Regions from separate parts of the Homo sapiens genome. Here all the other regions are linked to region 2. A link is a loop called in an ENCODE intact Hi-C map of the cell type or tissue named here. Cell type or tissue: A673. All regions are shown on one strand. Each heading gives the region's core, and the rest is flanking DNA. Links, peaks and the distances in the headings are about the cores only. Region 1 has its middle 260 kb from the start of ASXL3. Region 2 overlaps NOL4 (nucleolar protein 4). Region 3 has its middle 79 kb from the start of DTNA. Region 4 holds the start of NOL4 (nucleolar protein 4). Region 5 overlaps LOC124904280 (a long non-coding RNA gene).

Region 1 (6,435 bases), core at 483-5,482, 280 kb before region 2:
CTGCCTCTTCTTCTAACAAATGAGTCCTGTGAGGCATATCTTTTTTACCCCTCTTTATAGCACTTACCATTCCAGCTTTCACCACTGAAGAGGGAAAAATAACAAGGATGATAAATAAAAATAAAATTATCAGCCCCAGGACCAACTATACAGACCCCCCGCCCCCAACGACCAACCTTTGGCCGAAGGGACACAAGAAAAACCTTAAAACCGAGTTCATGGCCATGACAGAATGGGAAGTCCCACACACCTTGTTATCTCCCCTCACTCCCTAGTTGACATGAGGTTTTCTTCCCTAAAAGCTAAGCAGAAACCAGCCCTTTTCAAGAGATTCCACTGTGGATATCAACCAACCGCTTGGCTACTGCCCCTCCTTTTGCAGTTTTGGCACACTAACCAACCAGCCTTTCTTCTTGATAAGAGACCACCAAGGAAGCAGTAGTTCTGACCAGTCTTCAGAGGATGCACAGCAAAAACTTTCCTCTCTTCCGCTTCACTTTTCGACATCAGAGGGCCAAATACTCTACCCTTGGTAGAGACATGAAGCCCAGTTGTACATTCACATGTTTCTCCATTCATAAATATTCATGACTCCTTCTATAGACGATTGAATATGTATATTTGCCCACCTCATTCAGCATAAATCCCTGTTCTAGTTGGCTGAGCCCCAGTGTATCTGTTTCTGGCTTCTGGCCAGAGGCTACACTTCCCCGACTGTCAGAATGGCTACCCTGGGGGCTGCAACACTTTATGAGAATTAAAGCTCTCCTTTCCAAATGTATGAACCTCATCATTTTTGAGTTGACAAAGAATATTAGAGTTTGTCTCTGAACTACCAAAAGTGAAGCCACTGGCATCCCAAGACTTGATTTTTCTTTTCTTTCCACTCTTAAAACACATTTCTTACCCTGTGGGTATTCCTGACTGGTATTCTGAGCCACATTCAGTTTGCTGATAGTCAACAGGGATAATGTATGCTTTTTTGCTTTCTTTCTCTATTACTAATCCCATTGCCATCCCCACTCAATATCTCCAATAAAACAGCCTTGTTGCCTCAATTTCTGATGCCTCTTTTATTACAACTCTTTATCAACTTACTATGTCTGTCTCAGGTACTTTCCCTTTGAAACTTGGGACACTTTCTTAAGGCTGATCTGAGAAAATAAAAGTAATGCTTTTTGTTATGCAGCCCAAATGTTCCCTCTCCAGCAATTAAGTACTCAGGGCAGAGGCTTTGATGAGTTACCTGCATTTATTTGGAGAAGGCACTCTCCAGGAGGTAAAGCTGGTCTTTGTTCATCATTTGTGTTTGAGAGCTTAAGTCCTGGAGTTATCTATCTATTTCAACAACTTTTATCCCCATTTCTCCCAGGAGGCTTCTAAGAGTCTCCAGCAAACCAGATCAACCTGTTCTGATGAACTTGCACTCTGTACTGATTTCCCTCTTGCACCTTTTAACTAGAATTGGGCTTTGCAGAAGAGAAGCTTGATTTCAAATTATTCCCAGCACAGTGCCAGTAGAGTATAGCTGCTCTTTGCTCCATTCCTTATCCATGTGAGTCTTAATGAGCATGGAAACCTATCAACATATTTGACATGTTAAGAGGTACCTCTTTATATGCATGTATTAAACCGTTAACACCTATATGTCATCCAAGAAGTCTCATATGAAGACAAGATTTTTTTTTAAATTCTGGATTTTCTTGCACATGGAAGATGTCATATTCTAAGACGTGCTTTCTGAAATTGATGTGACCTAATTTAGGAGTATTTTATAAAGCAGAAAATTAAGTAATCTGGACTGAAATAATTGACCAAAGAGGCCAAGTTCAGTTTAGTCCACCTAATAAATAATTTCATTCTTGTTCATTTCCTTAAAATAGTTCATCAGCTTATATTAATAAAAATGATATGAAACAGAGCAATTATAATAAATAAGTAAATTGAGGAAGAGAGAGAAAGAAGAAGCAGGTGTCTGGAATCAGTTACAGCGAAAGAATTGACATGTAGCTCTGAGCCTTCTGTCAACAGGGTAGGATGCAGAAACAAATTTGGGTTGCAGCTGACATCTCTCAAAGGCTGTGTGCCAAGTCTGGTTCCAAGGGACTTTTTAACATATGAACTTCTTTTACTTTCACAATTGCCCTATGAGGCAGGTACTATTGACACCCACATTTTACAGATGAGGAAACTAAGACAAAGGAAGTTAACATAACTAGCTCAAGGTAACATGGTACAAGAGAGAGTTGGAATCTGAATTTAGGCAATGTGACTCTATGGTTTATGCTATTAACCATAATGGTTCTTCTTGCTATCTACTAAGAGTTCACCAATAGATAAAAGCTTTTCCTTGCCCTGATTCTAAGATAACCTTACTTGGTAGAGCCGTGGACTTGGTAATGTAATGGAAACATGGAAATCAAAAATATGATGCTGGTTTTCCCAAAGAAATGATACATTCTTTACAAGCAAATTCTTTTGTTACTCCTTTAGAGAGAGAGCATTAACCTACAGTTCGGAGACATAGACACTTTGTTTTGTGGTGTTGGAACTTAGCACAGGGTCAGAATTTAAAGGTACTGGAAGATATCTCAGTTAACCTGTCTTGCTCATATTAGATGTTTTAAGCGAGATTTTGGAAGCACCTGCTTCAAATCAGTGTATAGTTGGCTTATTTAGCTAATGCTTTAAAAGATGTAGGGCATATTGTTGATTAAAGAAAAAAATTATATACTGGTAGAGGTCAGTATGCTGGTTTATAGGATGGTGTTCTTATCTAAGTAAGCGCAGGGTAATGGGGTAGGGATAGCTTGCTTTATCTTGACATACACGTGAGGTTTGGTAGGGTGAGTTGTGAAACTGGAAGGGACACATGAGGCCAGAAGAAAACATTAAGGTCAGGTGTAACTAATCAGTCTTCTCTATAAAAGAAACTTAGTATCTTATACAATATGCATTTTTAAAATCAGGGACTTTATATATTTTATTATTATATTTATTATATCAGACATGACATTTACTCTATGAATTAAAAGTTAAAGATATTGCACTAAATATGAGTTAATACAAGTAAATATGAATATATGCTATCTCTAATTTTCAGAAGTTTAATTTTTAGAAGTTTAACTTAGATAGCCTTTCCAATTATATTCTTCAACAGAGTGTCAGATGATAAGAACTGAGGTGCAGAGTTAATTATTAAACAAATCACACTTTAAAAATACTTCTACAGAAATAAAAGATTAATTTTGTTTTCAAAACGTGTCCTATATATAGGTTTGCTTTTCTCTTTATTTTACTGGTAGCCATCTTGTACTCCACTTGCTTTGCTATTTATTTACTCTGGAAGTAGAAAGGAATGTGGGGCAGGGAAGAGCAGTTGTAACATGTAATTTACTCCAGCAAAAAGAAAAATTGTGTTTCTTGGTAAAAAAAAAAAAGCTTCAGTGCTCTTTTGCTAGTCCCTGTTTGTCATTACTCTCTCTTCCAGTAGAGGGCAGGATGTAGCAATCTGTGAACTCACACTTCTAAGGGGTTAAATGAGGAGGAGTATCATGCTCATTTCGAGTTGCTGTTTAAGTAATTAAAAAGCTGGGTTTTTTTTTCGTGGTGTATATGATCCTGGTTTCTTCCACTGAATCCCCTAAAGAGATATTGTGATAATTTTCAAAATACCGCATTGCAATAAATCAACACCTACCCCAGTTCTCCTCTAGAATGCTTCCAAGGATTTCAAAAAAGAATTTTCCACCGTTGGCAAATAAGCAAGACAAATTTTGCTATGCATTACAGTCTATATTCAGATGTTGTATTTTAGGACAAGAAAACAATATAAACGTTTATTATTAACTAAGAGGAGCCACACAGCAAATGCTTGCTGAACAGTGACACTTGTGCCTGGCATGCTCCCAGCTCTTGGGCTACAGATGCAAATGGAAGAGAAACTCTGCCGGCAAGGATCCTGCATTCCACTGAGAGGAGAAAAACAATCCAAACAGAAATGGCCAAATAAATAAAATAATTTCAAGCACTTATAATTACTGGAATAAAAATGAAATAGGGTACACAATGTTGGGGTAGCCAGATTATCAGGAAAGACTCTTTGGGGACTGAGAGTCAGTTCCCCAAATTGCATATGGACTGCTTTCCCATAGCACATTTTTTTAGGGTCATGTTTTGGCACTAAGAACAACTTTTCCCATTAAAAGTGTAACATGGTGATTATATCCCTAGCACAGCTCATAAAAGACTCGCAGTCAGAAAACATAAACAAAGTACTGTTTGAATTCCGGATGTCTGCTTTAAACAGATCCCTTGACCTGTCTAACACTCTTCCCCTGCAATATCATGATCATAACAACTGGGAAGGTTATTGAGAACATTAAAGATAATGCACAAGGGAGCCAAGTAAAGTACCTGGCATACAGTAGTGGTGGAGAGCTATAATCTATAATATAATCCTCTAGACAAACATTTTCTATAAAGGACCAGATAATAAATATTTTTGGTTTTGTGGGCCATATCATCTTTCTTGTATCTACTCACTCAATTCTACTGTTATTGCGTGAAAACAACTATAAGCAGCATGTAATAAATGAGCATGGTTGTGTTCCAATAAAACTTTATTTACAATAATGGGAGGCAGGCTAAATTTGGTCCACTGGCCTTAATTTTATGACCCTTGTTCGGAATATATGCATAGTTATGACTATATTGATAAAAGTATAAGTAATTGGAGTACATTATAATGCAATTTAACTCCCAAATATAGCAATAATTGTGTGATAAGAAGCATTTACTGATCTTTTTCAGTGTGCCAAAAATATGTCTCTACTCAGTCCAAGAGATAGGAACACTCCCAACTACCCAGTGTTTTCTGTTATAAACCAGAAGAGATTTACTGCCTGGGCCATCCTTTCCTCACAGGAGAGCTGCTAAGGGATAGAGTGGGGTCTCTAGGGAGAGAGCTGGGTGCTTTATTTGTGAAAAAGTAGGAGCCATGGATCTAAGAGCTTCTCCACAAAATAACTTTCTAGGAACATGTCTCAATTCTGGGCTCTCAGGCCATCACTTAATTTTTCCTCAAACATGTCCACTTATTGGCCCATCTCTTCCCTTTCTCTGGTCCAGGTTAGAACTTCTAAAGCAATCAAGTTGCCTCAGCATCACCTGGGAGAGCTTAGCTTACTAGATGAGAGCTTGCTGTGACCTAACTACACTATCATGCCCATCCCCCACCCCACCTACCCCCCTCTCTGATTTCAGATACAGCTGTGATGGCCCTCAGGCGTCTAAATTTTAACACATATCACCCTAGGTCCTCCAGCTGATACTGAGAAATACTACTCCAGGGTAAAGAATTGTTTGGCATCAGGGGATGTGGATTAGCACAAAGTGAGGAAGTGAGGGCTGCTTTGGGAAGCAGAGGTTGCACTGAGCCGAGATGGCACCACTGTGTTCCAGCCTGGGTGACAAAGCAAGACTCCGTCTCAAAAGAAAAAAAAAAAAAAGAAAGTGAGGGCTCCTTCTTCTGAAGGAGAAGCAAGAATCACCTGCCTTCACACGGTAATTCTGCCACCACAGACACTTCTCATTGCCTGAAATATTCAGCTGAGTACCCAGAGAAGCACACTGGGGAAGTGAGAGAGATAAGAGAGGATGAGGAGAGAGAGAAGTAGAAGCCCACAGAAAAAGCCTGTGGACTGCTGGGCTGTCTTACCTTAATTTGTTCTTGAGGCTTGACCCAGCCCACAGTGTCTGGCACAGTGCTAGGCGCTATCTATTCATTGTGGCTGAAGAGCGGGGGTGTTTTATGCTAGTCATGAGAGAAAGCTTAACTGTTTTCACAATTAAGATGTGCTTATATCGCACACTTCTTCTCTCGCCTTCCCCACACAAAAAGGAAATAAATTAAAATATTAGTCAAAATTAATACAGCTGACACTTTGTGAGAAATACTGCTTTAGGATAAAGAATTGTTTAGGATCAGAGAGATACAGAATGGCGTTAAAATGGTATAATTTTACAATTAGAGAATAAACGAGATTTGGCATGTTTATTTGTGTTCATGTTGAACTTGTTTTGTTTTCTAATCATAAGTTGAAGCTGTATGTAAATTTTAGGATTTTTCACTGATATGCAATAAATTGTTAGAGGAAGGAGAGCCTGGAAGCTAAGTTTCTGCTACTTTTTAGTTGAATGATATTGGAAAAGCTAATTTTGTCTTCCTGTGCTTTAGATTTCTCATCTGTAATATGAAAATAATGCTACCTCCCTAATAAACATGATAAAGGTGTAAGAAGTTCTACTCGCTAAGAGTAGACACATAGCGCACAAGGAATGCTAGCTATTGTAAACCAGTAAGCGTCTGAGACAGGTCTCAATCAATTTAGAGGTTTCTTTTGCCAAGATTGAGGATACACCTGGGAAAAAGAG
Region 2 (6,435 bases), core at 671-5,670:
GTAGGTGGAAGCAATTATTGGAGAGTCTGCAGGCAGCTTGAAATCATAGTGCCTATTTAAAGCAAGGCTTTCCAACATTCTATATCGACAGCACAGGTATACATACATTTTACATCATAAGCTAGCACATATACACACTCATAAAATCAAACTGATCATTTCTATTCTCTTCTCTATTTCATTTTTAAAAGTGATCACAGCCCACTAAATTAACTTGATGAGTCATAAATGGATTATGACATCTAATAAAAAAACACTGTTCTAAAGCAGAGGAATGCACTCTGTCCATCCAAAGTTATTTTGTGGTGCTGAGAATTTGATGAGTATGTGGTCAAATTTACAATAAAAGTAGGCAAATCTGAAGAAGGTATAAAGCAGGCAGGAGTATTTTTAGATAGTTCAAGTCAGTTTTTCAGACGGATAAAAACAATTTGGAGATTTGAGGCAAATGCATTCAACACAGAGTAAAAGAAATGAAAAGTGAATGTGCTACAGAGGTAGGAAGTCAGTATTCTCCAAAGATAGGGAAATGGTACAAGTGCTAGACCAGAGGCAAAAACAGCTTAAAAGAAGGCAAAGCATTTCACCATATGATATAAAGAAACTAGAGGAGGAAAACATATACAGGTAGCAGCATTCTAGGGCACCATCAGATGAATTTGGTACTATATCAGTATACATTAGTAGACTGAAGTTAATCAAGCAGAAAATAGAAAGTGGTTTATGTTAAATTATAATTAATTTTCAAAGCACTGAGATCACAGGCATGTGCCACCACATTCAGCTGTTATTTCTTATGATTGAATATTTGGCTGCTAAGGAAAAGATTGTCATAACAGAGAATTCTTATATTAGATGAAAAAATAAGTAGATGGGCAATGAAAAAGATCTTTTTCATACATGTTCACTATTCATAAAATAAAGAGAATTCCTAAATATTGCATTAAATAAGATAACTCAGCAAAGTCATTGTTTATAGAATTACTTGTGACATGAAGAATTACATTAAAAGACACAAGTACTTACATGGGAGTGTGGAAAACCTCTTCCTGTCTTGATTTTTCCTGAAGAGTATGTGTAATATGATACATTTATATTTCCCTTGGGCCCTAGGGGAGAACCACAAAGAATGCCACTTTTCTGGTCTAGAGTTCATTGGCATGTTCAAAACCTCCTAGACTTCTGTTGCAACTCCCCTTGTTAAAGTTTACCTTTCTTACACACTGCTGGTCTGTGGGGAGCAAGCATTTCTTTTTGAACACATATCCAAGAATACAGTTGCTGTAGCCACTCAAAGCAGGCAATAATTAGCCATCTTAGGGAGACAGAGAAAGACGGCGAAGATTTCACTTCATTCTGTTAGGGACTCCAGTAATTTGCATATCGTTCATGTATTTATGCAAGAGGCAAAGTGCAGAGTCTGTGAGATGACGACAGTGCACTATGGTTGCAGAATCAGTTGTCTGAATTATTGAATTGCTAAACAACTGGCAAATAAGAAACACATTTTTCAAAGGTACCAAGGAGAGAACTGGCTATGTGGTTTCCTTTATAAAATGTCTCTCAACTGGGAGTGTTTACTGTTCTCACTAGGTGACTTTTGCAAATAGAGAACAAGAAGGCATTTTGGTTATTACAGTATCTGGGGTTTGGTGGTGCTGAAAGTTAACATATTATGGGATATCAAAAGGCCTGGAGTACTTGGGACAATGCCACCTGTCTGCCCCTAAGGCCTATATAGCCCAATTGAGAGATAACACTTTAGACTATGTAAATAATTAGACACTAATGAATATATCTGACCAAATATATCACGTCTATGTATTATCTATTGATAAGAAAAAGCACAGAAAGATAGAAATTTCCTGTTCCAAATTCCAAATTCTCAGAAGAGCAACTAGGTTACTGACTCAGTTTCTTTCAGAATTCACCCGTAACCAAAGAACTAAATTCAGCTGAGGAAAGTGTTCACTCTGAGAGGACATTCCCAGGAAAATGAGGGTGGAGGGGGAAATGGGGAGCAGAAGAGATAGATGGATAAAAATAGGTAAAAGCTGGTTCTTTACTTATCATAAGACAACTAAGTCTGCTGCTCATAAAGCTAGTTAATAATATTCTCAAATTTATGAGAAAATCATAAATGAAGACATGGGTGGGTGTTATCCATAGGTCACTAAGGAGAATAGTAGACACAAAAAAAGAAGTAAGCTTTTCATTACCTGATTAAGAGGGGGAAAAAAGCAATTTAGAACATCTGTTACCCCAAAAACAACTCCATATTAAAAGAAAAAAACCATCTTTCTAGTCACATTATTATAATATCTATAGTGTTTGAAGCAATTATTATGTTAAAACTTTACCTATATTATTTATGGCCCTAAAAACAACCCTACAAAATAATAACATGCCAACATCACACATGTAGAACTTACACTATCAAGATTTAAACTCAAGTCTAGTTGGCATCAAAGCTGGACCATTCTGTCTCCACAATCTCATGCCAGTCTCCCATGTCTTACATCTCCTTGCTATTATACTCATTGCAAATTCATTACCTATATAGTTATTTATACAGGTGCATACATGCAGGCACTTTAAGAAATTTGGTCATTTTATTTTTTTTTACACTATCAGAGTAGCAAGGAAAACAAACCTCTCGATCTGAGTGAGAATCACCCACTAGGAGGCATTAACCAGCTACTTTTTAAAGCCGCATTGGCTCCTTTTCACCACTAGGGAGCACTAAAGTAGTAATTTACTAGGCTGTCATAAACAACTAATGAAGTTTCTCCAAAAGGTAAATTATATTTCAAAGAATATTCACTGGGATATTATAATTTAATATAAAAATTATTGATGATGTGGTGTGTGACACTAGCTGATGATAAACTTCTTTGGATAAGCTCTTACGTCTTTTTTTTTTTTTTGTCTCCACTACCAAGAAGACAGCTTCTGAATCTTAACAGATTTGCAGTATTACTCTGGCCACTGCGGTGAGCAACTACACCTATATGAGATATATAATTCAATTTTAATGAATGGCAGTAAGCTATTCTTTTGTTTTAGGATTGCTAGTTAATAAATTTAATTATCATGCTGAATTATTTTTAACTGTTTCCTTCTGAGATGTTGTACACATCTGACAATAATCTGAATAATATTCAGTAGCTGTAGCTAATATTTAGAAATCACTTGTGTAAAACCTATATATGTTTGTGTGGATATGGGGTGTGTGTGTATGTGTGTAACTGATAAATAAACCAATGTGAAAAGTAATGTGTTTATATTCTACCTCAAATGAGATATCATTATATATGTGATAACCATATATATATATATATATATATATATATGGTTCTCTATATATATATGAGAATATATATAGAGAGATAGATCTACATCTTTCTATATTTATATCTATATAGATACAGAGAGATATACCTACATATGTATATATAGATATGTATCTATATATCTAATAGATATATATGTATATATAGAGAGATAGATGGATACATATATGTCTATATAGATATAGAAAGACATAGATCTATTTATCTATAGATAGCTATAGATATATCTAGATATTTTATATTTATATAGAGAGACATAAAGCAAAATAACCTAACAAAATTATCTGTAAAATATCTACATTTGAGTGCTATTTTATACTGATAAACTCTCTAAGGTAAACTAGCTATAAAATACAATTCTAGATCACAAATTTATTGTGTAACAGTGTAAATTATTAATGAGTTCAATACTGGACAAAGTTTACCAAAAATTTGAACTTGGAATAGTTCATTTAAAGTTTTTCTATCTCTGTTAGACATCCAGAACAGCAGCTTATTTAAGGTACTCTAGTTTGTAATAATAAAATGGGGAAAAAACAATGCATCTGTATTAAAAAGGCAGGAACCTATATTTGTCTGTTGTGTTATTTTGCCTTAATTTTCTTTCTACATTAAAGCATTTGGCTACAGAAATGAAATTAAGTTCTAAGCCTGATAGAGATTTTCTTAGCCCCTCTGCTTCAAAGACAATCTATACTTGCACTAAGATCCGTGGCAAGAAAGGGAAAAATTCATAATAGTAAAAAGAAGTGAAAGAGACTCAAACACACAGTATTTTTATATTCTATGAGTGAATTGTGCCTAGAGAGTATTTTTTTCTAAGAAATGTATGTAATTCTCAGTTTTTCATTTAATGATATTCATTTATTTCAAAATATACTCCAACATTTTTAAATATTTTGAATAGACATAGTTCCCCTTTTTTTGAAAATAAAGATTTTTCTGTGGAGTTTGCTGAGACTTCTTCCTCATCTTGATGACATGCTTCTTAACTTCTAACTGTCAAACACATACCAAACGCTATTAGGTGTGATGCCACATTAGGACTCATATAAGAATCAAGGCTTGATGCGATGGCTCATGCTTGTAATCCCAGCACTTTGGGAGGCCAAGGCAGGCGGATCACCTGACGTCAGGAGTTTGAGACCAGCCTGACCAACATGGTGAAACCCCATCTCTACTTAAAATACAAAAAAATTAACCAGCCATAGTGGTGAATGCCTGTAATTCCAGCAATTTGGGAGGCTGAGGCAGGAGAATCACTTGAACTCGGGAGGTGGAGGTTGCAGTGAGCTGAGATCATGCCATTTCACTCCAGTGTGGGCAATAAGAGCAAAACTGTCTCAAAAAAAAAAAAAAATCAGACAGGTCCTATGCTAACTGGGAGGTCAATAGATTGCTCTATGCCAATAACTCACATTTTCTTTCTATCTCACTCCTGACTTAAGTTAAATTTAGCTAGAGATGAGAGACAGAAACAAGTATGTTAAATGATCATATAAGGTATCAATGACTGCTGGCAGCTTAATTGATTCTCCACCTTCTCTTGCCTAATGATATTTGAATTTTATATAAAAATACAGGGGTCAATGGTTTAACCCAAATAGATTGAGTTCTAATTGTAAAACTTGAGGCACTATGACACAGAAGGAAAATGTGCTTGAGACCAAAGACTTCCTGGCATGAATCAAAAAGGTATGTAGATAAACCCCTATTTCAATACTGTTAAGATCTGCAAACTCTACAAACTCTGTCTTAGACTACAGAATTATATCATATATGTGAGTGAATTGTGGCCTATGCACAAAGAGGCTACATGAATTGTTCAGAATTCTTGAGTTTGACTTTAGTGCTACTTTTCCACACCATATGGCTGCAAATTTGGTTAATTAGTCCCATTATAAGTTGACAAAAATTCTGGGAATTTTTACATGACAAACTAGCAGAAACTGGTGCAAGTTAGAATATTCTATTTAGCAATAGAGACAGTGAACCAATAGATATTTATAAAAAGAACTAGGCAAAAAATAATGCTAACTAGGGTTTTAAGGTTAAGTGTCCTAGATATGATAGTATAAATATTTTCTTTATTAATGTTCGGAGTAAGGCTGTAGAGATTCTACATGAATATGTTACTATTCTACAGCATATCTCTGGAAAGGAATATTCCATTCATATTAAAAGCATTTTTTTAAAAAAAGAGACAATTTTATTTTTTTCCAGAAAATTAATTTGAAATTAGTTTAACAGATTTAATCTTTGGGAAAAGCAAATGAAATAACTGAAACTCTCACGAGTTTCATTTGGCAGGAGAGCTCCTAAACACAAGAACTCTGGCCTTTCCTCATGCTTTCTTATAAACCCAAACCGTGGACTTCCAGGGATAGTGACATCTACAGGATGCACCAAAAAAAAAAAAATGCCTGCATGAGAAGTTATTACTATTCCTGTCTACCAACACAGAGGCATTAGAGCGGGCCTAGGAAATTAGATCCATAATTGTAACTAGGGTAAATGATAGAGCTATGCTAATTTTGCTGCCTGTCCTTCTACGTGAAACATGAGTAGTGATTGGACAAAGAAGGAGAGAAGTAACACCAATCACAAGTTTACTATATGCCGAGCACTTTGCACATAGTAACTCATTCATTTTAGCACACAATGTATATCATTATCCACCATATAAAGAAAAAGAGTAAATAATTTGCCAAAAGTGGCACAGATACGAAATGAGTGTTAGATTTGAAATTTGAAACTGCGTTAGTCTGGCTTCCAGCCTATTTCCTTTTAGCTATAGCATATGTTCTCCACTCCTGACTTGAATGTAATTATTGGCAGTTATATATATGAGTAATACATATAAGTTTACAATATCACACTATGAGTTGTATGTGTGTATGTGTTTATACATAGATATATGCAGACTGTTTTCTCTATTGATAACACTGACTTTCCCTCTTAGTTCCTGGATTTCTACCAGTTAGTCTTATTTTACATGTAGCAAGAAAGAGCTTTGAAACTTAACCCTTTGATTAGTCCCTAATTTAAGAAATGTGTCTGAACTCGCTTACCCTGTGATATA
Region 3 (6,435 bases), core at 500-5,499, 510 kb after region 2:
TGTAGGAATTCCATGGTACACCCTTCTGTCTGACTGTATGCTAATTTTTTTTGTTTGTTTATTGTTGTTGTTGTTGGGGGGTAGAGATGGGATCTCACTGTGTTGCCTAGGCTGGTCTCCATCTGCTGGCCTCAAGTGATACTTCTGCCTCAGCCTCCCAAAGTGCTGGGATTACAGGCATGAGCCACTGCGCCTGGCACAAATTTGTTAAAATATGAATTCTAATCCTTAAGAAGACTCAAGTTATCTACAATAGCTATGAAACACTCAGAGGCTTCTTTAACAACTCATTTCTCTAGCTTTCATGAAGACCACTTAAAATCCTTCTTATGCATTCCCTCTCTGCTAACCAACGTCTATAACTCATCTTATTTTTAATACAGTAAGAAGTTAGAAGATATAACATAGCTGTGTGCTAAATCAGTTCTACTGAAAGGTTTTCAAATTATTTGGTAAAGGATTCACATATTCATGTGACACAGTGATTTCTTTTGATCCTGTTTTGCCATAAGGATCTTTAGACATGACATGCAATTTTATAAAGAAAGCTAGCCATCAGGTTAGAGATCCATTTGTGAAGAAAGACTCATATCCCTTGGCCTGTACTTACACAATGTTCAAATTGCATTATGTTTATTGAGATTTTTTTCATTGATCCAGATAAATCTTGCTTGATGCCTTTTCAAAGAATTGCTTATCAGAGAACTTCTAGTAACCTTCTGGCATTTCAAAATTGCATATTCCCTGCATAACAACTTTATTTGTTGTAATTGTCAAGTTTCAATGTTTCTAAAGATATAGCTAAAGCAGAAAGATGTATGTGTGAAGTATTATTGGATGCCTGGATTTCTTACAAACTCTGTACATTCTTTTTTTCTTACTTGAACTTGTTTGTCACACTTTATAAGCTTATATTTTCAAACTGGTTGACACACCTTATACCTACCATACTCATAGTTTAAATCATTTAAAATGCATGCTATTCACAGTACAATGTTTCTTAACTGAAATAATGTTAATAATTTTATCTAGAAAATGGGGCCAACTTCACAAAGCGCCTCCTCCCCATAAATGATATTATCTCAATCTAACACTGTACCCACATTAACCGTTCTTCTTAGTAGCATAAATAATTTCATGAGTTTAATAATCAAATATTTTATTAAATTATGAAATGGCATATCATATAAATATTTTAACAATTAGAAGAATTCTCTGCTATGTTTACACAAGCTCTTTTATTTTCTTTATTAATAAAGAACAATCCTCACTACAGCTCAACTTCAGCTTCAATTAAAACACAAAAAAGCTTACTACATTATTTATATTAAGAATTAACCCAGGTTTTTCCCAGTGCTTGAAAATTTTTCTTATTGTAAATTGGCTTAAAAGGTCTTTCAACTACAGCAATACTTACCAAAGTGTTCTCTGTTAGTCTGCCCTGACGGAGTTTCCATAAGTAACTGTACAAAGAGCCAGTAAGTGTGGTTGAGACTTGGGAAAACTGGTTTTATTTTTTATCCTTTTATCTTACTTTCTTTTTATTTTATTGCCATTGTTGTCCAGATTCCTAATGAATATGGTACTTTCAGCCCTAGCTCGGAAGATATCTAGAAGTGGTCCCAGGAATTCACTCAACATGCTATCTGTTCTCCTGGGATAGGATTTCATCAGAAAAACCAGTGAATTCAAGTCGTAGTGAGATATTTTCAGGCAATCCTAAGATGCCCATTCTTCTGGGCTTCCAGGACAAGTGCTGTTTAAAACCTGCAACCTCTTTAGTCCTCCAGGCCACCTATGCCTGTTACCTGTGGTCAACTACAACCCAGCATATAAGCCTCCCCAGTCCTTCATTTTCTCATGGGCTTCTACCACCAGACACAATGTCCTGAACCACCTTCCTCCTAACTTAGTCCATTTTGAACTGACTGCTGGTCCCGCAATCCTCCATACTGTCACTCTCTTCACTGAGCATCTCTCCTCTCCTGGGCTTGATACATGCCTGCTGGGCCTCTGATTCCATGCTTCCTCAGCAGCCCAGTCCAGAGAAAGCTGCTTATTCTATCTCATGCTCTGTGTCGTAGGGTTAAATGATGTCGTTGGCATTTTTCTCCTTCCCCAAAGTGGTTTCCAGGCCATATTCTACCATCACTTGATGAATATCTCTTTTTGGGATATATGGTGTCCACCTTCACTTCTCTCTACCTCAGTTATCACCACTGTAAACCTACTTGTTGAAGAGTTCAGAAGCCAGTACATTTTTTTTTAATCACAACCCTAGCAACTGCCATCATCTTAAGTGACTTCACGTCTGGGCGGGTGATTTATGAAAAGGAGAGCTTATAGGGCCTTGGCTTCCCTGACTTCTCTATTCATCTTCTCTATTCCACTTCAGGCAGCCCACCGCCCAGCCACATCATAATATTGAATAACCCAATTCTCCTGAATTCATAAAATCATAAATGAAATAACTGATACTAACTCTAAGCCTTAGCTGCTAATCACATGCAGTGTATGATCATTTTACTCTGTAATAATCATACATTATGTTACAGGGTTACTGTGAGGGTTAGTCAGCGATAAGAAAATGAAGAGTTGGGAATAGTGATGGAAAGGATTTGAAAGGGGAGACTAGTAGCAAAGAGATCAGTGGAAAGTTCATTTTATTTGGAGCGAAGAGGTTCCTGGAAGCCTGGATAGAGGCAGTAGCACAGGAGGTAAAGAGTGTCAGTTTCCTGAGACATGAGTGAGATAAAATCGGGAAGATGTAATAACCTCTTGGATTTAGAGAGGAGCAAGAAGTAGAGGCTGACTCCAAAGTGGCTAGCTTGGGAGAATAATTGGATTGTAGCTCTGTTCATGCAGCTGGAAGGTGGAGCAGATAAATGATAAATTTCAGGTATTATTAAGCCAAACTGTCAAAAAAAAAAGGTAGATATATGTGTTTGGAATTCAGAAGAATAGCCAGAGTAAAAGATAAAGCTGTGAAATCATCAGCATATAAATGTTATTGAAGTTAAGAGAGTAGATGAAACTACCCAGGGAGAGTGTGTAGAATTAGGAAAAGAAAGGATAAATGACTGAAGGACCTCAACATCATAGGCATGGCTAGGAGACACAGAGTCAATCACAGGGCCAGAGAAGGAAGTAATGGTTACAAATGAAAATGATTTAAACAATAATACTAGCTAACATATATTGAGTGCTTATTATTACCAAGTAGTTTTGCTATGCATTTTATATGCATTATAGTAGAGGGGTTTAAAGCACACGTAGCGCTTGGGTTCAGATTATAATTCTACCACTTAGTAGCTATAGCCATTACCAAATTACTTAAGCACTCTGTGCTGCTATGGCTTGAGGATAATAAAAGTGCCAAATTTATAGAGTTGGCATGAAGCCTAAAATGGTTAATGGATCATTTAAGGCAATGTCTGACTCATAGAAAGCCCTATATAAGGATTAACAGTTATTTTTATTATTCCAATTTTAATTTCACAATAACTCAATGAGGAGACATGATTTTTATCACTATTTTTAAATTGAGAAAACTGAGATTCTAAAAGGTTACTTATAGCAAGTGTCACTGTTGATATTTGAAAGAGATCTACCTGAGAGTCCAAGTATTTAATGAGCAGGAAAGGATGTTGCAGAAAACAAAAAAGCAAATAGTTTTAAGAAGCAAAGTGATTAAAAGATCTAAATACAATGACGTAGTCATGAAAATAATCCATAAAGCACATTCTTTTAATTCATCTGCTAATTCATCTAATAGTAGCAATAGAGATTTGATGAAGATAACATGATTTCAGAGTTGGTCAATAACAAGGAACTGTTACCACATGGAAATTGAGCTACAAAGAGTCTGTTTACACTCCTACCCTGAACTGTGTACCAAGGACTCCCATGTGCAAACTTGTTCATCACCCAAGAGTCACTGTGCACAGAAGAGCTTATAGATATGATCTGCAATTATGTCAATACAATGAAACCACTGGGTTCTCCTCAAATTTAGTGAGCTATACTTCTATCGGGAGTTTCACAATTCTCCATTTGGCAGATAAGTTTTTTGCATACTACTTTGCACCATTCTCATGGACTTCATTTTAAAAAATTATTATCTTGGTGTCTCATAACATTTTCAATTTAATATGCTTTTAGTTAAAGAAAATATAATTTATTTCTGTTTTTCTTTAATCCATTTAAATTAATCCATTTAAATTAAATTAATAGAATTTAATCCATTTGTAATGTAAACTTCACAAAATGGATTTATAAATCCCTTGGCACCAGAAGCAGATTACAGGACATCATGCTTTTCCTTCTCCTTGTATGGTGCCACAGACATAAATGGCTCATACGTATGGGACATTTTGTGTCAACTTTTCCTCACCAGTACATGAAGCTTATGTTCCCCTATGTTAATGGTGATTTAAGGGGAGGATCATTTAGCAAGCAAGTCAAGTGGTTCCCATTGCATTTCAGCTCTTTCAAATGTGGTGGCTGCAAATGATGCTGCTGTGCTTTGTTGTAGGTTTCTATATAACGCTGGGCATGGTGCCTTATTTAACAGTTCCCTAGTGCTATTTTGGAAAAGCCCTCTGCAGAAAATGCCAGAACACAGCTTGAACTCTTGTCCCCTGTCAGGGAGAATCTTTCTATCAGCGGGATTTCTCAGCTGTTTCAGAAATCATTCAGCCCTTTACCGGTAAATTTTGTTCCTGTAAAATATGCCAACTGTAGCTTATCCTAATTGTTCATCCTAAGAGCTTTAGAAGCAAAGATTTTTATCTGGGAACTTCAGCATTTGCTACAAACTTTTATACAGAAATCTTAATTTTAATTCACTAAAGATTTTCTCTTGTTTTTCAACTCACTTTTAAAAATATATTAATCCTTATTTTCATTTTCATCAATAAAATGAGATTTTCTTTTTCTGTTAAGCTAGTCCACCTGCAATTAACAACAATAATTTGCTAAATTAAGAGTTAGTATATCCTTTGTTATGTTATATACCAGATTATCATTCATTTTTATTCTTTGTGGTGCTATTATTATCCCTATTTTACAGCTAACAAAACTGAGACATAGAGAGGATTAAAAAAATTCTGAAAGTTAGTAAATGGTAAAACCAGTATTTGAATCCAGGTAGTCTCATTCCAGAGCCATATTTGATGAACAAGGAAGATCTAGAACATTAAGTTAATGTATCTTCCTTGTGATGAATCAATGGTAACTATTCTGATATCTGGATTAAGACAATTCTTTACAGCCTTTGGTGAGTTTCAAAAGTCCAGTGTGAGTTAATTATTTGGAACTCAGAATACAATGCTAGAGAGGTCTGGTGCTCTGCCCAGCCCACAAAATCTCATTTGAAATCTAAAGTCGGTGAAATACAGCATATTTATAGTAATTAATGTCAAAGCTATGATGTTGCAATATCAGACATCAAGGAAAACATAAAACAGTAAGAAACTTTAAAAAATTTTTAATAGTATTGCTTGAATAAATGTTAGGTTTAATTATACAATGAAGGGAAATATAAAGATCTATTATAGTAAGAAAGCCATAAGAAAAGAACTGAATAAGGGATGTTACAAGACATGCTAATTTTCAATGAAGTGGAAAAATTGCAAGCAGAGAAACAGAAAAGCAGGCAGGTCGGGATGGCAGAGGGCCAGGTGGTATGCAGAAAACTGAATACACACAGTACTAACAGGTCATACACTCAAAGGGTTCCTCTCACTTTTAAGTATGGTATGTTTTGTGGAACACACACACACTCACACACATGCCACATTTCTACTACCCTGTCTGACCACCTAACATTAATTGCTAAGAATGGGGCCAGCCCAAGGATATCCATGCCTGAAGGACTGTAGAGTAGTGAACAGTCTCCTGAGTTTCCAGCCTAAGGAAAAAGAGTAAATGGGAAAACAGAACATACCTTTCTTAAAACTTCAATCAACTGTTTGGGCATCATCAAAATTGGTTTCTGTGGGCTTAAGTAGGAATAATATCAATTTAATGGATTGAGATAACATGGGAAATCTACAGTACGTTTTGCAGCACATAGTAGATAACCAATAGCTGGTAGTTAATAGTATTACAGGAGAAAACAGATGTGCTTCCTCAAGCCCCCAGCCCAAAAAGGAAAGAAAACATAGTGCATATCTATCTGGTGTATTTTAAGTCACTTTTTGGATTTGAGGTTGAGATTTGGAAGATAAAACCTCTAGAGATGTTTGTCTTTCATTCACTGTGGTTGCATTTTTCATCACGTTTTCTCGAAAGCATTTACTCCTTTGCCCAAAATGCATTTCTGTACGTTAGCTATTCTCAAACTTTTTAGTCTCCAAGGCCTTCAAGCTTGTAAAAATTATTCAAAGGACTTCGTTTGTACAGGTTACATCTGTTGATATTTATCAACTTAGA
Region 4 (6,435 bases), core at 959-5,958, 100 kb after region 2:
GCAAAGCCAGCCGTGAACCCTCAAACCTCAAGCAGCTAAGAATGATTCTTAGTCTGCACGAAAATACCATTCAAATACAGTATTTTATTTTGATCAATATATGCCTTGGAATTAAGAGAAAATATATTTTTGTCTTCTTGGTGACTGTACTCCTACCATCGGAAAGAAAAATCAATGTATCATTAAGGAAGGAATAATTTGAAATGTAGGGAAACACATGATAAAAGGGGATCCTTTATTTTTTAACTCATTGAAATGATGATTGGCTGTCTCTCAGAGAAGGAGGAGCCTATAATTCTATGTCGGGAGCAGTATAAAAATTTTATAAAGAGCAATAGACGAGTTCATAAATTAAAAACCTCTTCAATATTTCAAAACAGGCTTGAATGAAAAGCAGAGCTCTTAAATACTACATGAGAACCATTATCTAACAATCACCTGATGAATTATATTCTCTCCCATAAATATATGGAATCTTTACTGAATAAACACGTGTTACTTTAATATTATCCCTGAAGTTGTCACTCTATACTAGATGTCTTAGCAGTAATTCTTTAGCTATTCTGCATAAATTTTTGACTGAAAATAGTGGTATATGAATGCGTGAATGCTAGTTTGAATAACTGACATTTATGATGATCTTAGTATCTCTAAAATTGTTCAGAATTTATGTTATTTAAAATAGTCAATCCTTTAAAAGGACACATATGTTAACACATATAGTGGGTGTAGTCAAATCCATATGAGTATAAACTCATTGTACCAATATCCACGTGAAGCTATCTGACAGTTAGAGGGACCTAAGTTTAACATAAAAGGAATGAAAAATAAACTTCCCAACTAACAGTGTTTCTTTAAAACATACATGATATTATGAAATAATACCTTAAGTAAAGATATCTTAAATGATTTTATCCATTCAGTTAGCTCAGTTTTGTCCAAAGGAAAATGCATGTTTATGTTTTGAATTCTAACAATAAATTATTTTTCTACATCATTTCTTGATATTATTCCCAATACAAATTAATCAAAGCACTTCATTCTGTATATCAGATTTCTGGCTCATCCAGATGTAAATAAACCTCAGTTCTAAATCATGCCAATCTAGTCCTCATTATTTAGGAAAGCCAGACAATAATCTCACCATTGTCTTTAGTAGTGCCACATGCTAAAGGAGAAGACACCTTTATAGGTCCAACTCTTAGAAATCTCCCAACAATAGTACATTGTTAAAAAAAAAAAAAAAACCACCACAGAACTTTTATATGTGTTTCCATTTCACTTTTACTTTTGGTTCCCAATTTCTATATAAATTCTAAAATAAATATACATCCTTCAAACAACTATTTCTAATTAATCTCAGGAAACCATAAACTGATTTCCAAACCTAAAAGACCCTTCCAAATAATGCTTTAAAAAAAACTTTTCATGCACATATTTTCAATTCAATATAATATACCTCCATTAGAGATAGAATAGCTTTCAAAGCGTCTCCTTTCTAGCATCCTCCAGGAATACTGCACCGGGAAACAGTTGCCAGTACAGGAGGGGGGAAAGGAAGAAATGCTCAAGAAACCCCAAAGCGAGGCAAAAATACAAAGGATGCCAGATAGCCTCCCCCATCCCTACTCCAGGCGAGTACCCACCGTGGCATGATGCAGAAAGGTCTCCTGCATCAGATCTGCCATCCTACTTGTAGCCCACAGTTCCCATCTTCTTGTGAAGAAAATCGACGCTGCTGCGGCTCCCCAGCCCCACTGGCTTCTGCAGCGTGAGGCTGAGATGCATTGGGCTCTCAATGCCAGTGCCTCGCGGCGCCTGGGCTAGAGCTTTGTGGCCATGAGACTAGAGCCACCCCAGAAAAAGGAACAAATACACACACCATTCGATAGCGCCTAAACCCATCTTTCTTTGTTGTTCATCTTCTAGCTGCGGCTTTATTTGTGGAAGAGGGAAGTGAGGAAGGGAATGGGGGGGCGGGGAGGAGGAATCTCCAGGACCTTATCTACAATCTCAACAGTCGCGGCAACGATCTCTGGGAGTGATCGAGGCATTCGGGCTGCCCCGTGCCTCCCGGGCAGCGATCTAACGATAAAACCTGACAGTGTCCTGGGGAAAACCCCACATCCACCGCTAGCGCTACATTCGGGCTTTATGCCAATAAGGAGACACTGTAGACTATCGATCAGACTCGTCTGCTCTCAGAGCGTGCGGCCGGGCTTCCAGCCTGGCCTTTAGGCGCGGTGGCGGCGGTGGGACACGCGCCAGGCGCCCAGAGAAGGACATGGGACAATGGCCCAGCCCGAGGACGCCAGACGCCGCCGCCCGACCCGGGGAAGGAAGCTCCTGCAGCCGGTCCGGGAACCCGAGGCGGGGAGGGAGGCCAGCTCTGGAGGTGCGCTGCCGCTTTAAAATAAAGGACCACAAAGACTGTACAGTGGGGAAAACGCGCCTGGCTAATGCGAGTGGGGACGACTTGGGGAGGGGGTTGAGGAAGGTAGGGGGCACACGAGCCAACGGCGGCTCACGGCTCCCCCTCTCTCCCGCCTCTCTCCTTCCTCCCTCCCCGCCGGGCTGCTCCGGCAGACAAATAACAGAGGAAGGCGAGTCACTCACCGTGGTCTTGACAGGCACGTAGAGCACTTGCTTGGCGCCGCCGCCTCCCCCGCGGACCTCGTCCGGCTGGCCCAGCTGGAAGCCCTTCGATTTGACCCAGAATTTAAATTTGGCGTTGTCCGTGGAGCTCGACTCGGAGCCATTGAGGAGCTGGACGATCCGTTCGTATTTTTTACGGGTCACCGTCTTGGTCTTGCCTGAGTCCCCGTAAGTCCTGAGGCACCAGTCCTGGAACTGGCGGTACATGTCGCGCTCGCTCTCCATGTTCCCCGCGCTCGGCCGCTGGCCGGATGCTCCCAGCGCACTTCGCACCTGTTCACCCTAGGCTCATGAAAAATGCAGCCCCGGCCACGTTGCAGGGATGCGAGGTCCCGGCCGCAGCGGGAGCCTGCTTTGGGTGGGGGAAGGGATGGGAAGAGGGGAGGAGGGTCCGGTTGGGCACCAGCAATCAATGCCCCGTGCTACCAAGTCTGGTCCATTCGTAATTGCAACGGCTGTCTCGGACGTTTTTCCTGTTCCCTTAGCGGTCGGTCTCTTTAATATTTTGTGACCAGGACCATCCCAACACCATTCTGGCCCAGAGGAGCTGGGTTTTCAATAATTAAAATCCCATTCCTTGGTTTATTAAAAATCCCAATATTGAATTGGGGTGGTCCCTAGACGCCTCGCCCCCGGGCTGCGTCCGGGGCTGGGCAGGTGGAGCGCAGCGCCGCCTCCCCGCGCGCGCCCCAGAAGCTTCCCCAGCCACTGGCCCCGTGGTCCAGGAGTGAGGGCTGCGCCTCTCCCGAAAGCAGCCGCCCGCCCAGCGCCTTTGAGCCCCGAAGGGCACACGGGTCCCGGATCTCTCCTTCCTCCTGGGTCCTGCTTTGACCTTCCCCACGACGGGTGTTAAGGGACTAGAAAGAGAAAGTTCTTACCTGTCATGTTTTTAAACCTATCAAATTCTGTTTTACAGAATTTTTTATCAAGATATTTTTTAAAACGGTTTAAAATGTCATTTCTTCAGATGCATTTTGAATAAATTCCAGCCCTGTATGTAGATTCTACGAGTTAAGTCCCAGAAATTAGCAAAGCATTGATGGAGATTTGGCCATAGTTCTACAGGATAGATTGTAGTGCCCCAAACAGATATCCGTTCCAGGGGGATGTGGGTAACCGAAGGCAGGCCGCTGGCGGCGGGTATCCCGAATAATGATGGGACCCCCAGACAGGACTCCTCTGGTTTCTGCTGAACAAGACATAGAAGTAAGTTTAGGATACAGATGCTTGAAAACCTTTGCACGAAATTAAAATATATACAGAAAGATCATTTTCCCCTTGCTTGGTCACAGTTTGCAGTTCACACGGGAGGTTTCAGTTGTCTATTTTCCCCCTGCCACGTCATGGACACCCCCTCCACTGCTCTGAGTAGCCAAATATGAGTTCCTCTGGACTATTTTTCCAAGCAGATGAAGTCAGCAGTTGCTCCATTCAGGACTTCCATCCATTTGTTTCCAGAGCTGGAAATAGGGGAGTTCCCATCCTCCTCGCGCGGCGGCTGCGGCCGCTCCTCTTTATTCTACTCTCACCCGAGGCCCGCGCCCGTCCCGGGGAGCGGCTCTGCCAGGAAAACGGCCCGACCAGTGCCCGGCGCCTGGGCTGCGTCCGAGCCCACCTTCTTCCCTCGTCGTCGTCTCCCAGACTAAATCCCGGAAAGGGAAAGCGGGATGTTTGCGCCCACCGCGCTGTAGCTGGTCCTGACACTTGCAAAATGGTCAGTGGCTCCTGCTCGGCCAGGCTGAGTGTGTGCGTGTGTGTGAGCAAGGGAGCGAGGGTGTGCGGTGTGCAGGGGGTGCGCTGTGTGTGCGCGCGTCTCCGGGAAGGTCTCGCGGCGGCTGGAGCCGGGACTGACAGCCCGGGCGGAGCGCAGGCAGCTCCACACGCTAAACCTCTCGCCTCTCCCCTCACCCCCACCCCTCCCACTCCCCTCTCCTTCCCCCACCCTCCCCGGCCCCTTCCAAGCTCTCTGATTGGCCAATGGGACAAAAGTTTCTGTGGAGACGGCTGGGCGCTGACGTCACGGGCAGAATTGTCCCATTTAGGGATCCCGGGGGCAGTGCGCATGCTGCAGGCTGCAGGTTAGAGGCAGAAGGAGGTAGCAGCGGGCCCGGCGGCAGCCAGGTGGCAGAAAGGAGCACGCAGCATCCAGGTGGGGGGACGACTCCAGCAGGGTTTCCATGGAGATTCCTCTGGGTCTAGCCTAAAAACAGCAGATCAGCTGACACCATTAGCTCAGGACCTAATTACTGCTTATTGGAGCAACAAATGAGGGAAAGGGCCAGCTGCAAAGGAAGAGTTTTTATCCCCCCACCCCATTCCCCCATCTCCTTTCTCCCCCTCTCTCCATCCCTCTTGAGTCCCGGGTGAATTCTCATTAACTTGCAAGATTCCTGCAACAACAGCTCCCCTTCTCCAGAGGCCACCCCGACTGCTTTTATTCTTTTATTTCCTTCTTTTGTATTAAAAAGAAATGCTAAAATAAATCAGTTGTTGAGTCCTTGAATTTTTGTTCAATACGTATTAGACCATAGAGCTCAGAGAAGACACTGTCCAATGAAGTCACAAGTGAATCTAATACAAGGGACTCAGGGGAAAAATATCACTTTCAATTTATTGAGGTGAATCTTTAGATATTTCACATTAAAAAAATCTTAATATCTTAAATACATAAATATTTGAAACACGCAATTGGACAGAAGATATCCTGAACCACCCTTCTAGTGGGGTATACTTCACAGGAGCAACTCTGTTAAGTTTCCCTTTGTGGCATCAGAGCTCAATTTAGTTAGATATTGGTCATGTGTTTCCTGGAAGTTTCTGGAAAGATAATTGGTCCTGGGGTAGTCATTCAAGAATAAGCTGGTTCTATAGAATTCACTTTCTCATATGGTTATAGTTCACAATTATAGAACTATTTTATGCAGCTTTTCATCTAAAAAGGCATCCCATCCCCTCTAAGCTTTATTTATGTACTTTCAGCCTCCAAAAACCTTCCTTAATCATTCAACTTAATATTAACTTTCTTCTATAATCATCTGTATTGTGTCTTTCAAACATTTTTTAGCCCTGTCTTGTAGTAAGCCATACACTTTACATTGACATGTAGTGCATACATACATTTGTTCTGCAAAAATTTTATGAAAACATCTATTTTATTACCTGCAATATACACTGATATTTGCCTTTTTCTCTCCTGTTGATTTTGTTATTATTATTTGGTAAAGTATAGTCCCAACCAAAAAAATTTATTTTATGACCCAGCAAAGAATGACTGGCAACCTACAATTTGAAAAATATTGTTTTAGATCATAATGACTACACTGCTCCTTTTACCTTATTTATATTTTCATATGAGTATGTTTTGTTGGTCAAATAAAATCTTAATTGGAAAACCCTTGAAAGTTTATGTCTTTTTTCTTGTTTTGTGCAATGAACAATGTGCACAGTAAGTGCTTAATAAATTGAGTTAATAAATTAATGAAAGAAGGAGAACAAGAGTAAGGGAAGGAAGGAAGAAGGTAGGCATAATCTTTGTCCATTCTTGTTGGCTTTTGCTGGGTAGTGTTTGGTTGAAGTTGGTCCCCCGTCTTAAGGAAATGACAGGGCTTTACCACACACACATGTGTTCATTGTATTTATAACTATACTTGACACCCTAATGCATAGCAACTAGAACACCCTAGACATACAGAACTCCCAGAAGATAAATATGTCATCAACCCCCACTTGTATTCACTAGATTTGATATACAAGCACAAAAACCCCACAAAATGAAATAGA
Region 5 (6,435 bases), core at 522-5,521, 200 kb after region 2:
AGTAGCCACAATAATGTTGAGATTAGCAGGGGCAATTGTAACAGCCACAGAAATAAATAGCAAAAGGAGTGAGTAAATAAGCAATTCAATGCACAAATAAATATGAAAAGTTAACCTAAAAGTAAGGGCACTAGCCTTTTAAGTCAGTAGACACCAAAGAGAATCGTTTAATCCTACTACTCGGTTTTACAGGTACAGACAAGGAAACTGAGGCTCAGAAAACTTAACAAAGTTACTCACCCAAGTTCATCATACTTACTGACAAAATCAAGACTAGAACCACTCCATTCCAGGTATAGGGGGTGTAGGCTACAGTATGATCTGTCATCTCTGAATATAATTATTATCCTTATGCAGCGGTAAAGATATATGCCCAGGCTCAAAAGTGGAGAATGGATGGTCATGCACACTGTAGCAAAATGAACCTGGACTATAGAGCCTGAGATTGAAAATCATCTCTGCCAGTTCCAAGATTTCTGACTGTGGCCAAGTTATTTAATCTCTCTGAAAATTGTTATCTATATGTGGGGTAAAGACGATACCATCTGCCTTGCAGGTTGATGAGAGAATTAGAGAAACTGTATCAAAGTGCCTTGTGACACGTAGTGGCAGACACTAAATGATAGCTTTTCTATATTTATCCATTTTCTTCATTGTCACTCATTTTTAATGTCTTTTCAAATACAGTTACCAATCCCATAGGAAAAATAATTATCATGCACAGGGTATATTCCAAACATGACAGGAGCTAGAGTTATAAAATACATTAGAAATTCATGGGGTTTATGGCCTCATCCTGATAGTCACTAGAGTTTCAATGATAATACTTGACTTTTCTAAGTGGTAAATTTCTTCACCACTACAGGAATTAATACAGGGGTGGGGTGAGGGTATAAAATAAATTGAAAATTTTAAAGACAGGGAATTTTCTTAAGAACAATAATAACTAGAAAGCAGACTAAACACTTGATATAGTTGTCTCATACTATTTTTATTTTGAATGTGGGTTTCTTTTTTCCTGTTTTAAAGGAATTCTCTCACATTCTGAAGAACATGATGTCATATTTGTCAACCAAGTTCTGACCTGGAAATAAAAAAAAATTATAGCTAAAAAGTGAATTACGGAATAACTGCACAGATCAGTTCTCTGTGCTCTATCTAGCTCATTCCTCACCATCACCAAAAAAAAAAAAAAAGGGAAAGGAGGCAGTATGATCACATAATAAAGGAAGATTATTTAAATCAAGAATAATGTTATTGAAAACTTACTAAATTATTGTTATTTTATTCATGTTCCCTGGGCCTGGTGACAAGCCCATTTGGAGCAGCACTGGCTGCTTGGAAGAGGCTAGCAGGGGAAAGTAGAAGGCGTTGGCCACAGCAATCAACCTCTGTGTGACCCTGAGCTGTTTCTGAACTCCTCACAGTCTCAGATACATTGAACCCATCTCTAAAGTCTGTTCCAGCTCTAACTTTATATCCTCTGACTCAGACCAATAGAGTGCCTAAGAACTAAAACCATAACCCTTCCTCAGGCAGAGTAAACCGGGGACCTCTCCTTAGCTTTGCTGTATGCTGGTATCAGAACAGGGGTAAGGGAATGAAGTTATGAGAAAGCCACTATTTTGAGATAGTATGCTGACCCCTGGGGTATCCACACCTACTCCCAGTCATTCAATCAAATGCAAATCTGGATTCGCTGTGAAGGGGTCTTGCAGTTCCACTGAAGGACCCATGCCAGTTAATTTTAAGAAACGGAGGGATTATCTGGGTGGGCCTGACCTAATCAGTCTCATTAGCCCTTTAAAAGCAGAGAGATTTTTTATTTTTCTCAAGCAGGCCACAGAGGAAGAAGTCAGAAACACATGTTCTTCTGGGCCTGGAAAGAAGCAACGCTATGCTGTGAATTTCCAATAGGAGCCACATGGCAAGAAATTGTGAGTGGCTTCTAGGAGCTGAAAGTGGCCCCTAGCTGACAGCAGGAAAATGTGGACCTCAGTCATAGGACCACAAGGAAATGAATCCTGGCAAAAACATTGAGCTTGAAAGCATCTTGATGTCAACGCTGTGATAATCTGAGCACAGAATTCCACCATGCCATTCCCAGACTTCTGATCTACGGAACTGTGAACTCATAAAAGGATATTTTTAAGCCATTAAGGTTATGGAAATTTGTAACATAACAGTAGAAATCTAATATACCTCTATGATTAGAGAAAATAGTAGATAATTTAATAGTTGTTTCTTATATTGAAAAATACTTCTTAGGCATTCTACTTATAATTTCCTCTTCATGTAGCTCAGCTGAAATGTCATTCTCATCCACAGTTTGAGATAGTACACTGGCCCCCGGTGTACACGTACCTTCTGTTAATTATGTACTATAAATCACCAGGTCAGCCTTTCTCCAGGTAGGCAGAACTGGACCTTTCTCTACCTTAAGGCAATTTCCCTCAAGGGAAAAACAGAGGATCCCAGGAGGCAAAACACAAAACAAGACGCTGCTATTTCAGAGCATTCTCTACCCCAGGACTGTTTGCTTTGTGGAGATTGGGAGTCTAAATTTAAATGGCCTCATACAAGAACTCTACCCATTAAACTTTGTTTTTCTTTATCGCAGTAGTACATTTTATTTCAAGATGGCTACAGCAAGTGAGCAAGCTGTTGGTCAGGAAGCTGGGGTGTGCTGAAAATTCCCCGGTGATTCATTTATAGAGAGAATGACAAGAGTTCTGAATGGACAAGAGGGGAACGGTGGCCACAAGAAAGCTCTGGGAGTATCATTAAACCAGTTTCCTTATTGTTCAGAACCGGACAGGTTCCACCTGGTCTTCACTCTTGGGTCCAGGTGGCTCCAACTGCATGAACCAAAATAAAGGGCATCTGCAGGTTTTCCAGAGGGAGAATGACGCAGAGAGGAGGTAGAGAAAACATTAAAAAGAATATTTATTTTCTAGGACCATGGAAAGCTGAGTAGTGAATTTTATTTTTAACTTCATTTTTTGATCAACCCTTTTCTTGAAAAGAAAACGCTAGCGATTTCACTTAAGGCACAACCAGAGCGCCACCATGTGGTGCAGTCTTTATGGACGCACGCGGGCTTAGAGTGGGTTTGCAGACTGAGAAAGTATTGCAAGAAAAAAATTGTACATCGTGACAAAAGCCAGAAAACTTAATAATAAAGATCATGCGTGTTTTCGAAAGTTTGGTGATAGCCTTGTTTTTTTTATCATCGTATTTCTAGAAGGTATGACAATGACTCTCACATTTAAAACTGTGTAAGGTTATCACTGGTGTCATTTTTAAAGTGAAGTTATTTTGTTTAATTGCCTTATTTAAAAAAACAGAACCGAGCTAACACTAGCACACAGGAACAGAAAAGTATATGCTCTGCTTCATGAATACTCACATTTTTTTGCAAATTCCTCATAGAGATCAGCTGGTATTAGTGGATTTCTAGATTATTTGTTTGGTTGTGAGGTTGCTGTTTGTGAGCAGATAGAAAAAAGGTGATCTCATTCATCAATTCGAATAATGAGTTCAATCATGTTGTGTCCTTGTAACACTCTGCTTTAGGTTAAAATTCTGGAAGAGAGTGCGTGATTAGCTTTTCTTGATCTTCTGACCAACCTTTGTCCAGGGGCCCTGACTTACAGTCTGGCCAAGACTACATGCAATGAAGGGTAGTTCACAAAATCAAAAGTAGGCTTAGAATAGCAAGGAGGTAGGCAAAAGCCAGCATATGACAAGTGTGCTTTGTGTCATTTCAGGGACTAGTTTATCCCTAGATATCACTAGGCACCAAACGTATGGCACACATACATGTCCTAACTCCCAGTGTCTGCTTACTGAATGATGCAGAGCATCCTGAGCTGCCTGAGATCTTCTGGTCCATGGACATTCTGCCACTATGGGCTCCTGATCAAAGTTTAATCTCAGAGTCACTGAGGTCACCTGCCACTATATTATAAGCTTCCCAGAAGCTCACACAGTATCTGCTTTCACTGTATCTTAGGTCCATTTCTGGCCCGAAGATATTTGTGTTTTGTTTTTATGCTGCATATTCAGGTATTTCAATGGGAAACTACCTAAAAAGGACCTGAAACCTTCTGGACACCTTGGTGAAATGATTTTTCTCTTCTGCAAGGAGATTAAGTCATCATTAATGCTGTCACTGTTGCTTTTGTGCAGTGTGCTGTCTTTGTGTCCTTGCTAAGAAAGAGCTTGCTTGTGATGAAAAAGACCCATATCGTGTCTGAAGATTCCTTACTCTTTCAAATTTTGCTTTAGAAATTACAATGTGTTTAAATATTCTTTGCCAAAATATGTCCCTTTCTTCGAGGACTTATGACTGCTTTTTTTTTCAGTTATTTTACAGTATATATATATATGAGGCAGAAGTTTTGATCAGTGCCCCAAATCAATGAAAAAAAAAGTTGTTATAAAATGTCACCTTGGCCTCTTAATTTGTCACCTGTATGAAAATTATAAAGGAGGTCAGAACATTTCTTCCCCACATTTTTCTGCCTTCCCAGCAATTACCCAGTTGTACCCCTCAAGAAACTTCTTATTTACAGGCCTGCAGTAATCCCTACTGCAGGTGCCTTCATGGCTGTTTCTTGATATTGCATGATTGCTAGTTCATTGTAATAAAAGAATATCTTCTGGCCTGAGAGAGAGAGAGAGAGAGAAAGAGAAAGCCAGACTTGCCAGGAGAACTGGAAGTCTTCTGACTCAGGCCATGGCTTTTCTCATAGATGACTTTGTTTCTCCACAATTGTGATCTTTTCTCTCACTGATGTCTAAATGACATTACTCTTATGTTAGAAAATACTGAAAAAGAGATTATTAAAATATCTAATCAGCTCGTTATAATAATACATCTATGCTATTCGGTAGCTTTAAAACCTCTTTACAAACAGTTGGTGGTAGGTTCAGACAATTTCTGAGCAGAAGAAGCTTCTATTCTCTTAGTATCACATGCTTAATAGTTGATGTTGAAACATTCTTTGTCTTGGAGGATTATTTTTTAAACTGTCTTAGTGATGAAATATCAAATTATAAAATATACTGAGCTACAGGGTGATTTTTCATTTTTGTACTTGACTTATTTTAGCATTTCACCTAAGTGCTGCTTTTTCCAGCAGCTTTTTTCCCCAATTTCTATAGAAATGTCATTAGAAGGAGTAATTTTCCCAAATGCCCTATTATTTCTAGGTGAGCAACAAAAGTAAATTGTCTGCTGAAGACAAAGTAGGCTGAGAGGATATATCACTGATACATGTGCATGCTGCCTTTGTCAGGTTCTTGGTACTTGCTGTGTGGAAAAAAGAGTACACAAAAAAAGTTATAATGTGTTTTTAACAATGTAGCCACAGCCTGGTGGCTCACACCTGTAATCCCAGCACTTTTGGAGGCCAAGGCAGGAGGATCACTTAAGGTCAGGAGTTCGAGACCAGCCTGGCCAACATAGCAAAACCCTGTCTCTACTAAAAATACAAAAATTAACTGGGATTGGTGGTGCGTGCCTGTAATCCCAGCTAGTCGGGAGGCTGAGGCAGGAGAATCCCTTGAACCCAGGAGGCGGAGGTTGCAGTGAGCCGAGATCACGCCACCGCACTCCAGCCTGGGAGACAGGGCAAGACTCTGTCTTAAAAAAAAAAAAAAAAAAAAAAAAAAAAAAAAAAAAAAAGAAAGGAAAAAAGAAAAGAAAATGTAGCCACTGCTAGCCATTAAAAACGCTGAAATAAGAATCTTTATTCACTTTGTGTTTTTTTCTTCTAACAGACTTTCTTCTACCACTGACTTTGGAAGATGAACACGTTGATTTATACAGATTTTAGAGGACAGAAGCTCATTTTGTAACTCCCTGCAGGGTAAAAACCTACTTCTTACTTTGGCATATGAGACTTTACCAAATGTAGCCTTAATCATTTATGTGCAGCTCATTTGCAGCATTCCTTATTCTGGCTATATTCAGTTGCTATTATCCAGGGATACAGACACTCTCTTGCTAGTGAACTTTTATCATACTGTCCCTTGTGCCTGAAATACATTGATCTTACTCATCCTTCCTGATCAAGATTAGGGGTCAGCAAACTGTGACCATGGATCACATCTGACCTGCCACTCTACCTCTTTTTGCAAATAAAGATTTATTAGAACACAGCCATGCTCATTTATTCCTATATTGTCTATTACAGCTTTTGCACTATGACTGCAGAGTTGAATACGTACAGCAGAGACTAGCCACAGAGCCTAAAATATTTCCTATCTGACACTTCACAAAAAAAGTTTGCTGATATCTGGTCTATATCAACATTATTTTTCTGGTGAAGTAGTCACTCCATCCAAGTCTCCTAGTCAACTTATCATTTCTATAATCCTAGAGCATTCTTCACAAGCCACTAAAGAGTAACTAGCATTGTTAGAAAA

Evidence for each region. A loop is a pair of places that touch in the nucleus more often than their neighbours do. Peaks named below come from ENCODE experiments on the same cell type or tissue, not always from the same donor. Only the 100,000 strongest peaks of a DNase experiment are listed, where the experiment ranks them.
Region 1: a loop joins it to region 2, with 7 times the contacts of the local background. A loop is called at or near these places in 7 of 110 quality-filtered maps.
Region 3: a loop joins it to region 2, with 2.4 times the contacts of the local background. A loop is called at or near these places in 4 of 110 quality-filtered maps.
Region 4: it touches region 2 in a loop (4-fold over the local background); 6 of 110 quality-filtered maps call a loop at or near these places.
Region 5: it touches region 2 in a loop (6-fold over the local background); 61 of 110 quality-filtered maps call a loop at or near these places.

Annotation. Positions count from the first base shown.
Region 1 is chr18:33,836,154-33,842,588 of GRCh38, forward strand. No RefSeq gene overlaps it. Among named protein-coding and RNA genes, the nearest start is that of ASXL3, 260 kb to the left of the region's middle. RefSeq lists an enhancer at 660-1,603. In A673, for the core only: CTCF peaks have their summits at 3,482 (motif pointing right) and 3,688; DNase peaks (open chromatin) are centred at 638 and 3,508; H3K4me3 peaks cover 247 bases.
Region 2 is chr18:34,120,208-34,126,642 of GRCh38, forward strand. The region is part of intron 2 of NOL4 (nucleolar protein 4); the gene reads right to left. Among named protein-coding and RNA genes, the nearest start is that of NOL4, 100 kb to the right of the region's middle. In A673, for the core only: a CTCF peak has its summit at 2,702 (motif pointing right); DNase peaks (open chromatin) are centred at 1,094, 1,394 and 2,694; H3K4me3 peaks cover 1,483 bases; H3K27ac peaks cover 1,651 bases.
Region 3 is chr18:34,627,892-34,634,326 of GRCh38, forward strand. It overlaps a transcript of DTNA not described here. Among named protein-coding and RNA genes, the nearest start is that of DTNA, 79 kb to the right of the region's middle. In A673, for the core only: no CTCF peak of the experiment used is centred there; a DNase peak (open chromatin) is centred at 3,390.
Region 4 is chr18:34,220,374-34,226,808 of GRCh38, forward strand. NOL4 (nucleolar protein 4) reads right to left here and starts at 4,540. Exons shown (of 11, transcript NM_003787.5): 1 at 2,617-4,540. The coding sequence starts at 2,880. RefSeq lists an enhancer at 1,774-2,275. In A673, for the core only: CTCF peaks have their summits at 3,237 and 4,771; DNase peaks (open chromatin) are centred at 1,788, 2,308, 2,558 and 4,548; H3K4me3 peaks cover 3,571 bases; H3K27ac peaks cover 2,615 bases; H3K27me3 peaks cover 583 bases.
Region 5 is chr18:34,319,815-34,326,249 of GRCh38, forward strand. The region is part of intron 1 of LOC124904280 (a long non-coding RNA gene); the gene reads right to left. Among named protein-coding and RNA genes, the nearest start is that of NOL4, 98 kb to the left of the region's middle. RefSeq lists an enhancer at 2,600-2,659. In A673, for the core only: a CTCF peak has its summit at 3,068 (motif pointing left); a DNase peak (open chromatin) is centred at 3,067.